Regions from separate parts of the Homo sapiens genome. Here region 2 is linked to region 1. A link is a loop called in an ENCODE intact Hi-C map of the cell type or tissue named here. Cell type or tissue: endothelial cell of umbilical vein. All regions are shown on one strand. Links, peaks and the distances in the headings refer to the core of each region. The heading gives the core; the rest is flanking DNA. Region 1 holds the start of FOXC2-AS1 (FOXC2 antisense RNA 1). Region 2 has its middle 120 kb from the start of LINC02181.

What was found. Peaks named below come from ENCODE experiments on the same cell type or tissue, not always from the same donor. Only the 100,000 strongest peaks of a DNase experiment are listed, where the experiment ranks them.
Region 2: a loop joins it to region 1, with 5 times the contacts of the local background. A loop is called at or near these places in 2 of 110 quality-filtered maps.

Annotation. Positions count from the first base shown.
Region 1 is chr16:86,567,353-86,569,852 of GRCh38, reverse strand. FOXC2 (forkhead box C2) reads right to left here. Exons shown (of 1, transcript NM_005251.3): 1 at 125-2,500. The coding sequence ends at 1,012. FOXC2-AS1 (FOXC2 antisense RNA 1) reads left to right here and starts at 2,092. Exons shown (of 2, transcript NR_125795.1): 1 at 2,092-2,236. RefSeq lists enhancers at 1,721-2,304, 2,305-2,500. In endothelial cell of umbilical vein, for the core only: a CTCF peak has its summit at 1,417; DNase peaks (open chromatin) are centred at 2,012 and 2,452; H3K4me3 peaks cover 2,500 bases; H3K27ac peaks cover 2,500 bases.
Region 2 is chr16:87,174,392-87,183,241 of GRCh38, reverse strand. No RefSeq gene overlaps it. Among named protein-coding and RNA genes, the nearest start is that of LINC02181, 120 kb to the right of the region's middle. RefSeq lists an enhancer at 8,427-8,850. In endothelial cell of umbilical vein, for the core only: no CTCF peak of the experiment used is centred there; DNase peaks (open chromatin) are centred at 4,011 and 4,931; H3K27ac peaks cover 924 bases.

The sequences.
Region 1 (2,500 bases), core at 1-2,500:
TCTCTGGTCGTTTTTATGTGTCTACACATATACCCACCTGTGTAACAAAAATAATCAAAGCAGGTGGGTTTGCAAACACACCTCGTTTGTAAAAAATGCAACAACACAAACACACTGTCCAAACTTTGGGCAGAAAAAACAACATGGGTTTATTTTAAGGTAAGTACAACGATTAAGACCACGTAAGACAAACACAGATGAAGTTAGAGTTTTTAAGCTTTTTTTTTTTTTTTCTTTTAGGAATACTCAGGGTGGAACCTACTATACAAAACCATCACACTTTGTAAATAAAAAGTATCAGATACTTGACTTCTTTATCCACCAACAAAAAAATAAATTATTTTCTTGTTTTGTAAAAGACCTACAATGGGAAAAAGAATTATATCTCATAATTGTACAGGAAACAAAACCCACATCGGTTTCTTGAATTCAATTTGGCAGTTAGAAATGGTTGGGCAAGATGAAAAACTTATCCAGTGAACTCAACTTTAAATATTATATTAATGGCTCTGAACAACAACAACAACAACAAAATAGCCTGATTACAAATCCACACATTTGTACAGCACGGTTGGAGAAATTTAAAATTACACACAGCACATATATTATCTATAGAGACCCCCATACACCTATGGGGACCCCTACAGAAAGTCACTAGGGGCTCGCTATGGGATTTGGTCCATAACTTAACTTTTGAAAGCTCAGGTCGAGCACAGCACAGCCGTCCTGGTAGGGGAGGGGGATTTTAAGATCAATACTCATTTTGTTGGGCTGCGTCCCTTTGGAGGGGTTTCCTGGGATCCCAGAAACGGGGCGGCGAATTAAAGTTACCTGCGCTCTTCACAGACGGCTGGGGGCTAGCGTGCCCGCTCTCTGCTCCCGGGTCTGAGAAAAGGTTGGTGGACATGTTTTGTTTCTTTTTTGCGTCTCTGCAGCCCCTTAATTGTCTGGTTGGGTCGGGGCTGGGAAGCGAAGCCGGAGCGGGCCGGGGAGGGGAGGTCCCGGGACACGTCAGTATTTCGTGCAGTCGTAGGAGTAGGGGGCTGCGTGGCGATAGAGAGGCGGCGTGGATCTGTAGGGCAGCTGGCAGCTGGCATTGCCACTCACCTGGGACTCCCCGAGGGTCGAGTTCTCAATCCCCAGCCGGTGGGAGTTGAACATCTCCCGCACGTTGGGGAAAGTTTGCTGCTGGGCCGCGAACGTGTGGCCGGGGAGGTGGTTCAGGTCCCCGCTGTGGTTGAGATACCAGGAGGCCGCCTGCGCCGCGGCGGCCCCGGGCTGCGGCGTCGGCTGGGGCTGGGGAGCCGGCGGGGGCGGCGGCGCCTGCGGGTGGTGGTGGCCGTGGTGCTGGTGGTGGTGGCCCGTGGCGGCGAGCGCGCCCTCCTGGCCGGCGGCGAGGTTGAGAGCGCTCAGGGGCGACGTGGGGCCGCTCGGGTGGTCCGAGAGGGCCTCGTCCAGGGCGGGCGGGACGCACATGTGCGCCGGCCGCTCGGCCCCGGTGTACAGGCTCATCGCTCGCATGCTGCACTGGTAGCCCCCGGCGGCCCCGGCCTCCAGGCCCTGAGCGCACGGCTGGCCGTAGGCGGCGGGCGGCGCGGCGGCGTAGGGCAGCGCCAGCGGCGGCACCACCAGGCCCGCGCGTCCGGCCCCCGGGCTCAGCTCTCCGCCCGGCGGCGACGTTCGCAGGGTCATGATGTTCTCCACGCTGAAGCCAGGCAGCCCGTTGGGCGCCGCGGCGTGGTGCTCCGGCAGCGAGCCGTCGGGGGAGCCGGCGGGCGTGGAGGCCGCGCTGCGCGGGCTGCCCTGCAGCGCGCTCTCGGGGCTCAGCGTCTCCACCTTGGTGATGACCGGCAGCGCCGGGGACGCCGCCTCGCTCTTGATCACCACCTTCTTCTCGGCCTCCTTGGGGGCGTCCGCTAGGTGGGGGGTGGCCGGGGCGCCCTTGGACGCCGCCGGGGGCGGCTCCTTGAGGTGGGCCCGCTCCTCCTTCTCCTTGGACACGTCCTTCTTTTTGAAGCGCCGCCGGCGCCGCAGGAAGCTGCCGTTCTCGAACATGTTGTAGGAGTCCGGGTCCAGGGTCCAGTAACTGCCCTTGCCGGGCTTCTTGTCGTCGCGGGGCACCTTGACGAAGCACTCGTTGAGCGAGAGGTTGTGGCGGATGCTGTTCTGCCAGCCCTGCTTGTTCTCCCGGTAGAAGGGGAAGCGGTCCATGATGAACTGGTAGATGCCGTTCAAGGTGATCTTCTTCTCGGGCGCGTTCTGGATGGCCATGGTGATGAGCGCGATGTAGCTGTAGGGCGGCTTCACCAGGTCCTTAGGCGCCGCGGGCTGGTGGTGGTGGTAGGGCGCGTAGGAGCGGCCCATCCCCGCGCTGTACTGCTCCGGGTGGCCGGAATAGACGCCCATGGGGCTGGCCATGCCGCCGTAGCTGCCCGCAGCCCGGTAGTAATTCTGCTCGCTCAGGTAGGGCACCACTCCCAGGGCGTTGGGGTCGGACACG
Region 2 (8,850 bases), core at 2,456-4,955, 610 kb before region 1:
AAACCATTCATGAGAAATCCACCCCCATGATCCGGTTACCTTCCACCAGGCCCCATCTCCAATACTGGGGATTACAATTCAACATGAGATATGGGTGGGGACAAATGTCCAAACAATGTCAGCCATATACTGCATGAGTCCACGTATGTGAGTTTTCCAAAAGAGGCAAATCCACAAAGACAGCAGAAAGCAGGGGCCGGGAGGAGAGGGAATAGGGAGTGACTGCTAATGGGCATGGGGTTTCTTTTGAGGGGATGGAAATGTCCTGGAATCTGATAGTGCTGATGGTTGCACAATTTTGTAAATATACTAGAAACCACTGAATTGCATACTTTAAAAGGGTGACTTTTATAGTATCTGAATTTTATCCCAATAATAAAAAAAAGAATCCGTTTCTTCTTTGTGTCTGACTCCCACCCTTGGACTGTAAGGCTATTGTTTTTTTCTAGTGAAATATTCCCAAACTGTTGGCTCAAGAATAGCCAAGGAGGTTAACACATTGTACAGTTAAGTCTGAGGTCCTCCTGGGCAGAACAGTGGGAGTCTAATTAAAGGGGCTGGGGACTTCTGGGCTGTGGTTTTGTTTAGACTGGGAGGCACTGGTGAACTGGGGCAGAAGGGCTTCCCACTGGGCCTCCCAGTTTCTCTCTGGCTCCTCCAGAGGGGCAGACGAGTAAAGGGCCTGCGGCCACTTCTGTGCTGGGAGCAGAGTGTGGGGCAGGAGGCCTAAGTCAGGAGTTACCTGGTGCCTTCGAACTCTACAGGCCCAGAAAGCCCTGGGCTCCCTTCAGAGGCACCTGGAACTGTAAATCCTCGGGCAGGTTGTTGGTGTTTGGTTTGGATCTCTGCTCCACCACTTCAGCTTTTTCTTCTTTAACATGGGGATGGTGATGAGGAGGGCTCAGTGAGTGAAGATGTTTCACGCCCTCCCACCCAGGCTCGTGGCTGCAACTGCTGTGCCTAGAGGCTCTCAGCAAATCGGAGGGCAGTCACTGAAGGCAGTGGTCCTTACCCTCCTAGAGCAAGGGAAGATAAAGCACCAACGAGTTCCCCTTGCTTCACCACCCGGTCTCACCATGATATGCACTGGAAGGGCTCAGGAGAACTGGGGTCCACTCCTGGGTTAGCACTGGGGGAGCGTCGCTCTGTCCTGGGTTCTGGGATGGCCAGGTGGAGGATGCGATCCCCCCTCAGATGGACATTATTTCGTTCTTATCTACAATTGGTGAATCTGAATGGGCAAATATTCCCATAGGTTGAAAGTCAAGCCGGGATGGGCTCCTGAGACGCTCTGCTTCAGTTCCCATAGATCCACCCGGCCCCGGCCCCCTTCACAGGGCAGCAGCCTCAGTGGGATCTGCTTCTCTGGGGCCCTTCCTGAGCCCACACAGCACAGGTGGGGAGGAAGCAGAGTCTCTTTAAGAACAACTTGATTGTGGGATATTTTACTCATCATAAAGTTCACTCATTTCAGGCCGGGCGCGGTGGCTCACGCCTGTAATCCCAGCACTTTGGGAGGCCAAGGCAGGCGGATCGCCTGAGGTCGGGAGTTCGAGACCAGCCTGGCCAGCATGGTGAAACCCCGTCTCTAATAAAAATACAAAAATTAGCCGGGCGTGGTGGCGGGTGCCTGTAATCCCAGCTACTCGGGAAGCTGAGGCAGGAGAATCGCTTGAACCCGGGAGGCGGAGGTCGCAGTGAGCCGAGATCGCGCCACTGCACTCCAGCCTGGGCGACAGAGCGAGACTCCGTCTCAAAAAAAAAAAAAGTTCACTCATTTGAGGTGTGCAACTCAAAGATTTTTACTAATTTTACCAAGTGGTGCAGCCGCCCCCCAAGTCAGCTTGAGAGCATCCTTACCCCTGACCAAGTAACATCCCCCTGCCCATTGACAGTGAATCCCCGGCCCCCTGCAAACACCAAGCTGCCTCCTCTCTCTACCGATTTGCCTTTGATGGATATTCCATAGGAACGGAAGCTGCACTGCATGGCCTTTGTGACTGGCTCTTCCACTCTGCGTCGTGTTTTCAGGGCTCCTCCAGGTTGTAATGTGTGTCAGCCCTTCCTTCCTTTTTTTTTTTTTTATTCTGAGATGGAGTTTCTCTCTTGTCGCCCAAGCTGGAGTGCAGTGGTGCCATCTCAGCTCACTGCAACCTCCACCTCCGTGGTTTAAGCAATTCTCCTGCCTCAGCCTCCCAAGTAGCCACCACACCCGGGTAATTTTGTGTTTTTAGTAGAGAAGAGGTTTCACCATGTTGGCCAGGCTGGTCTCAAACTCCCGGCCTCGGGTGATGCGCCCACCTCGGTCTCCCAAAGTGCTGGGATTACAGGTGTGAGCCACCACACCCGGCCTCCTTCCTTCCTAGTTATGGTAAATAATATTGTGTGGTCTGAATCTGCCGTATTTTGTTTATCCATTCATCTGTTGATAGACACTTGGCTGTTTCATACAAGCAGATTCTTTTCTTCCCTTTCTTACACCCTATGTATCTGTGTATCTGTGATTACATATATGAGTACACATATATGTGTCTGTGTATGTAGGTGTCTGCATCTGTGTGTGCATGTATGTGTGCATATGTATATGTCTGTCTGTATGCATATATGGGTGTACTGTATGTATATATGCATATGTGCGCATGTATGTGTGCTCAGGTATGTGTGCATGCACACACAAGCACGTTTACATGCATGTTTGTATATATGGGTGCATGTATATGAATATGTACACAAGTGTGTACTATATGTGCACGTACATGCATGTTTATGTATGCGCATGTACACACGTGTGCATGTCCATATATGTGTGTCTATATCTACAATCTTGCACCTTGGTTGCTTCACTTAACAACACACATGTGATTCTTCTTCAAATTATTGCCAGCGCTGATTTACTGTCCTGCTTCCCAGCTGTGGGCACAACCCCCAGTGCATTTGCCTTCCTCCTGGTCTCTGTGTTGCGGGGGTGCAGCCTTTGTCCCATTCCTTGGCCATGAGTAATACACCCGGTATGACCTTGTGCTGTTGGCACAGCACCCTCAGGTAGATGGTGAGCCCTTGGGGGCAGGGGCTGCCTGTCTTTGCCCCCTGAATCTGTCTGGCATGTGAAGGAGCTCGGGGCTTGTCTGTTACTGATCAGAGGAAGATGGCTGTGGCCCCCACCCATGTTCTCCGAGGGCTTATCCTGGCTTGGATGATCTTGGCTTCTTTGGGAAGGGAGGGGTGGGGCTGTCTTCCCGCTGTTGTGCCACCATCTTGGGGACTCTCTGAGAAAGGACTCGTGTTGCTGGGGAGACCTCCGTGGCCCCTTGCTGCAGGTGCCCATGGCAGGCATGTGATGTCCGCCCTGGAGGCTCTGGAAACTCCGTGGGGGCCCACACAGAGCTTCACAGGCCTCCGATGGTGATGGAAGTGAGGGCTGTGGCGATGATGGCAGGAGCTCACATTGGTGGCACCTGTTCTGTGCCAGGCGCTCTTCTGAGCCCTGCACATGGATGGACCCATTGACTGCCCGAGGACTCCATGACGTAGGTGTTGGTGCAAAGCCATTTACAGACGAGAACAGTGGTCACTGAGCCGACACTCTGTGCACCTGCCGTGCCTCCTCCTCCCGCTTTCCAGCCTCACGCCTGCCCTAAAGTGACAACTGGAATACGGGTGACAACAAAACAAACCACGCATGTGCCAGGCTTCCTTAGGGACTTTGCACGTGCACCCACGGCAATGCTGTGCCTTCCCATTTACAGATGAGACCAGCAAGGCCAGCAGGGAGGATGAGGGGCTGAGGCTGCACGGCTGGAAGGGGTGGCTGAGCAAGGCAGGATTTGAACTCAGCTCCAAGCCAGAGGTCAGCAGTGTCCCCCTCCCTGTGTGCATTCAGGCTGTTTGTGGGGGTGGGGCAGGGACTGTAGTTCTGCCTCCCTGGAAAGTTCCCGTTTCCTGCAGTGGGCTCTGGTCAGTGACCGGGCAGGTTCCTGCCCCTGCCCTCCCGGCCCCTGTCCTGGCCCAGGGCCCAACACTCCAGTCTGTTTTCCAGACAGGAAACATGAATCAAAATAGCATGACACACGAAACCGTAATTGGGGCTGTGCTGTGAGGCCCAGGGAGGCCTAACGAGTAGAGGCCTCTGCCATCGAACCTGCTGTGGGTGCCCTCCTTCCGCCCTCGGAACCCTCTGGCCTGAAACAGCATTCCATCAGCCCCCCTCCTCACCCAGGAGACCAATGGGGGGAAGGGGGGTGGGGGTGGGGAGGAAGAGGGAGAGGGACGGAAAGGGAGAGACACACAGAGACAGAGGGAGAGAGAGAGGGAGAGGGGGGAGAGATGGGGAGAGAGAGAAGGGGAGACAAAGGGAGAGATAAAGAGGGAGAAAGAGAGGAGGGGAGAGAAAGGGAGAGCGGAGAGAGGTAGAAAAAGAGAGATTCATAAGAGAAGAAAGAGGAAGAGGGAGAGAGAGAGGGAGAGGGAGAGACATGGAAGGAGAGAGACGGAGAGTGAGAGGGAGAGGGAGAGAGAGAGGGAAGGAGGGAGAGAGAGAGGGAAGGAGGGAGAGAGACAGGGAAGGAGGGAGAGAGGGAAGGGGGGAGAGAGAGATGGAGGGAGAGAGAGAGGGACAGAGAGACGGGGAGAGAGAGGGAGGCAGAGAGAGAAGGAGGGAGAAAGGGAGAGAGGGAGGCAGAGAGAGGAGGGAGAAAGGGAGAGAGGGAGGCAGAGAGAGGAGGGAGAAAGGGAGAGAGGGAGAGAGAGGGAGCGGGGAGAGAGAGGAAGAGAGGAGGGAGAGGGAGAGAGCTACAGAGGGAAAGTGGGAGAGGGATGGGGAGAGAGGGAGAGTGGAGGGGCTCTCTGTGCCTGGTTTGGTTGTGCTGTTCCTGATAACTCTGACCCCGACTGACCGACCGGTGCTTACTCTGAACGTTTCCAGGGTCTCTGCGTTTAGGGCCCGTCTGAAGGTTTCTGTGACGGCCTCGGCGGCTCTATGGGCAGATGGCCCTATGGCTCCTCCTAGCTCTGACAGGATCCTCTCAGCCTCTGTGTGCTTTCGCCTCTGCTTCTGCCTCTGCCTCTCTGTCTCTGTCCCTGTCCTGTGCCTGCATCTTTCTGTTCCCTTCCCTATCTCTGTCATCTTCGTTTCTTTCTTTTCTTTTCTTGCCTTCTCCCTCCCCTTGTTTCTTGCTTCAAATAAAGGACAGGGGAGACAGAAGAAAGCTTCGGGGACTTTAGAGCTGCATGGACGGCCCCTTCCGACCCAGCCTCCTCCCTGCAACCCCCAATAGCTGCGCCCCTGTGCCCCTCGTCCCCTCGCTCTCCTCTGTCCAGCCTCCCAGCCCTTCCTGCCCGCCTCTCCCTCCCTTCCTGCCCGAGACCCCCCAGAATCCCCCTCCTGGAAATGCCATTGCCCCCCTGGGGCCTGACCCTCGCTGGCAATCCTCCACTTCCCTGGTGGTCTTCCCTCTGGTCAGCCGGGTGAAAGGTCGCCAGCTGTTGGAGGGGCGGGGGTCTTTGAGGGCATCTAACTGGGTGTTCCCCACATGGGGGCCTTGAACCCCTAAGGGGCCTCGAGGGCCGCCGCAGTCATGGGGGGAGGATCTGTGCGCAGTTCCTTCCTTCATTCATAATCCGTCTTCACTCTGCACACGCCATCTCTGCTCCTTGTGGGAAAACGCAGGCGGGCCCAGTGTGAAGTGGAGCCTCGTCCTCTCTCTGCCCAGAGGGGACCACTGAGGACCGTGGAGAGTAAGGTCCGATGGAGATGGGTTGTTTCATCCCCGATTTCCTCACTTGGCAACGTAGTTTTGTAGCTCAGAGTGTGGCTCTTAATGGTCAGATCTGGGCCAGGCTGCTTAGCCCCCTAAGCTGACGGCACTGCCGTGAGCAGGGCAGGCCTGTTCTTTACCCTCGAGGGCTTTCTGTCCAGTGGGCAGACATTGGACACCGTCCCGCAGGGACCTTCCCTGACCCAGCTCAGATCTGTGAGCGTGGCTGACCCGGCCTGCAGGTGAGGCAGGACTTTCCTGAGCAGGTGGTCACGGTGGTAGGATTGGCCAAAGAAGTCAGTGGGGGGCAGCAGGCAGAGAGATGACAGGGACAAGGGCCCCGTGGTGAGCAGAGCTTGGCGTGATCCTGGAGCAGGACCAGAGTGAGCAGGGAAACATGGAAGGTGAAGGCTGGGGTGGGTGGCAGAGCAGACCCTACAGGACTTGCAGGCCCCCAGGAGCCTGGTCTTCTCTAGGCTGGGGTGGCTGTGCCTCGTGCTGTGGTGCCCGGTCTTGCCATGAAAGTGCCAGGTGTCACCCCCTCCATTGGGGGAGGCGGTGGGGAAACCTGAAGCCCAGGCCTGCCTCGGCTGCCAGCAGCCTGGTGTCTGACAGTGCACCCAAGCTGGCTGGTGGGAGTCCTCTGAATGTCTGTCTTCACTGGCTTTGGGTTCTCCTGTTCTGATGAGGTCATGGTGGTCTTTGGGGGCGCTCAGCTCACGGCAGGCTGCCTGGATCAGGGATGCTCATGTGCCCGCAAAGAAGAGCTTTATCCTCATTGATTTCTAACCAGCTTTATTGAGGTGTGATGTACACACCCTAAAAGTCACTTTTTTCGGTGTTCAATGGAATTCAACTCAATAATGAAAAAGAATGAATTACCGATACATGTAACAGCACAACCAAGCCTCAGAAGCATGCTAAGTGGAAGAAGCCAGGTGTGAAAGGGCACATATGCGATGCTTCTACCTACATGACATTTCTAGAAAAGACCCTGTCTTTCTTTTGAAATATCTGATCCAGAAATATTCAACTGAATTCGAAGTCTATTCATATCAGCCCCAGTCCCTTTAACATCACTTTTGTCTGTGATGAAAGATGAAGCACAGAGAGTGTCTTTAAAACTCTCAGTTTTTATACATTTAAAACAAGTTGGCTGGGCATGGTGGCTCAGGCCTGTAATCCCAGCAGAGGCAGGTGATTATTTATTTATTCATTTATTTTTGAGACCGTGTCTCACTCTGTCACCCAGGCTGGAGTGAAGTGGCGCGATCTCGGCTCACTGAAACCTCTCCCTCACGGGTTCAAGCGATTCTCCTGCCTCAGCCTCCCGAGTAGCTGGGACTACAGGCGCTTTGGGAAGCCATGGCAGGTAGATTGCTTAAGCCGAGGAGTTCGAGACAAGCCTGGGCAACATGCTGAAACCTCATCTCTACAAAAAACATAAAAGTAACCAGGCGTGGTGGTGCATACATGTAGTTACTCTGGAGGCTGAGATGGGAGGATGGCTTGAGCCTGGGAGGTCAAGGCTGCAGTGCACCATGATTGCGCCACTGCACTCCAGCCTGGGCGACAGAGTGAGACCCGATCTCAAAATAAATATAAATAAATAAAGTAAAATAGTTGTCAAAGTTGGTTAAGAGTCTTTAAAATCACCTTTTTCTGGCCTGGTGGGGTGGCTCACACCTGTAATCCCAGCACTTTGGGAGGCCGAGGTGGCAGATCACTTGAGCCCAGGAGTTTGAGACCAGCCTGGACAACATGGTGAAACCCTGTCTCTACTAAAAATACAAAAATTAGTTGGGCATGGTGGTGGGTGCCTGTAATCCCAGCTACTCAGGAGGCTGAGGCAGGAGAATCACTTGAACCCAGGAGGTGGAAGTTGCAGTGAGCCAAGATCCTGCCACTACACTCCAGCCTGGGCAGCAGGCGACACTCGGCCTCAAAAAAATAAAAACATAAATAAATAAAAAATAAATAAAATAAAATCACCTGCTTCTGCAAACAAAATGTGTCTTTGAGAATGATTATCAAGAAGTGGAAGAATTCACCACAAAAGTGTCCTGACCGGGGCTGGACGCTGCCCATGCCTGTCCTGCATCCCTGGGTTGCCCAGGTCCCTGCAGCTCTGTAGGTTTCCGGGGAAGGCAGTGGGTGATTCGGGAGCATGTTCCACATGCCCCTCAGAGGCCCCCAGTAGGTCTGATGTCTGGTGTGCCCCTGGGCTTGCCTTTAATGCACCCCACAGGCTGGCCTCTTTTCTCTGCCTCAGTCTCCTTGCTCCTCCCTCGTGCTTGCTGGGGCCACCAGCCTCCCCAGCCACTTCCTCCCAAGGCCTCATCTCACCTCTGCCTGGGAGGAACACAGACCAGGAGAATCCCACTGGTGTCCACCCATTCTGGCATACGCCTGATTCCAAAAAATCGTACTCACAAAAGTAGGATCAAGAGCGTATTATTATTATTTTTAATGGACTTGCCTTTATTTGGAATTTTATGCCCTTTCAATGTTTAAAAATCTTCCCCGGCCGGGCGAGGTGGCTCACACCTGTCATCCCAGCACTTTGGGAGGCTGAGGCGGCGGATCACGAGGTCAGGAGTTCGAGACCAGCCTGACCAACGTGGTGAAACCCTGTCTCTACTAAAAATACAAAAACAATTGGCTGGGCATGGTGGCACGCACCTGTAATCCCAGCTACTCAGGAGGCTGAGGCAGGAGAATCGGTTGAATCTGGGAGGCAGAGGTTGCAGTCAGCACAGATTGCGCCACTGTACTCCAGCCTGGGCAACAGAGGGAGACTCCATCTCAAAAAAAAAAAAAAAAAAAAAAAAAACAAAAAAAAAACAAACACTTCCCCACCTTTGAATTGCATTTTTTTCCTTAGCTTAAGTAGAAAATAGGACATTCAAGAAGGGCCAGGCTGAAGAGGGCGGTAGGGTGGGTGCCACGGTTTAGGGAGTGGGTTTAGGAAAGCTCTGGGATGATGGTTTGTGACCTGGAGCAAGTGAGAGATGGAGCTGCGCTGTTGTCTCAGGGAAGAGCAGCCCAGGCAGAGGAAGCAGGACTGCAAAGGCCAGGAGGTGGGCGGGGCTGGGCC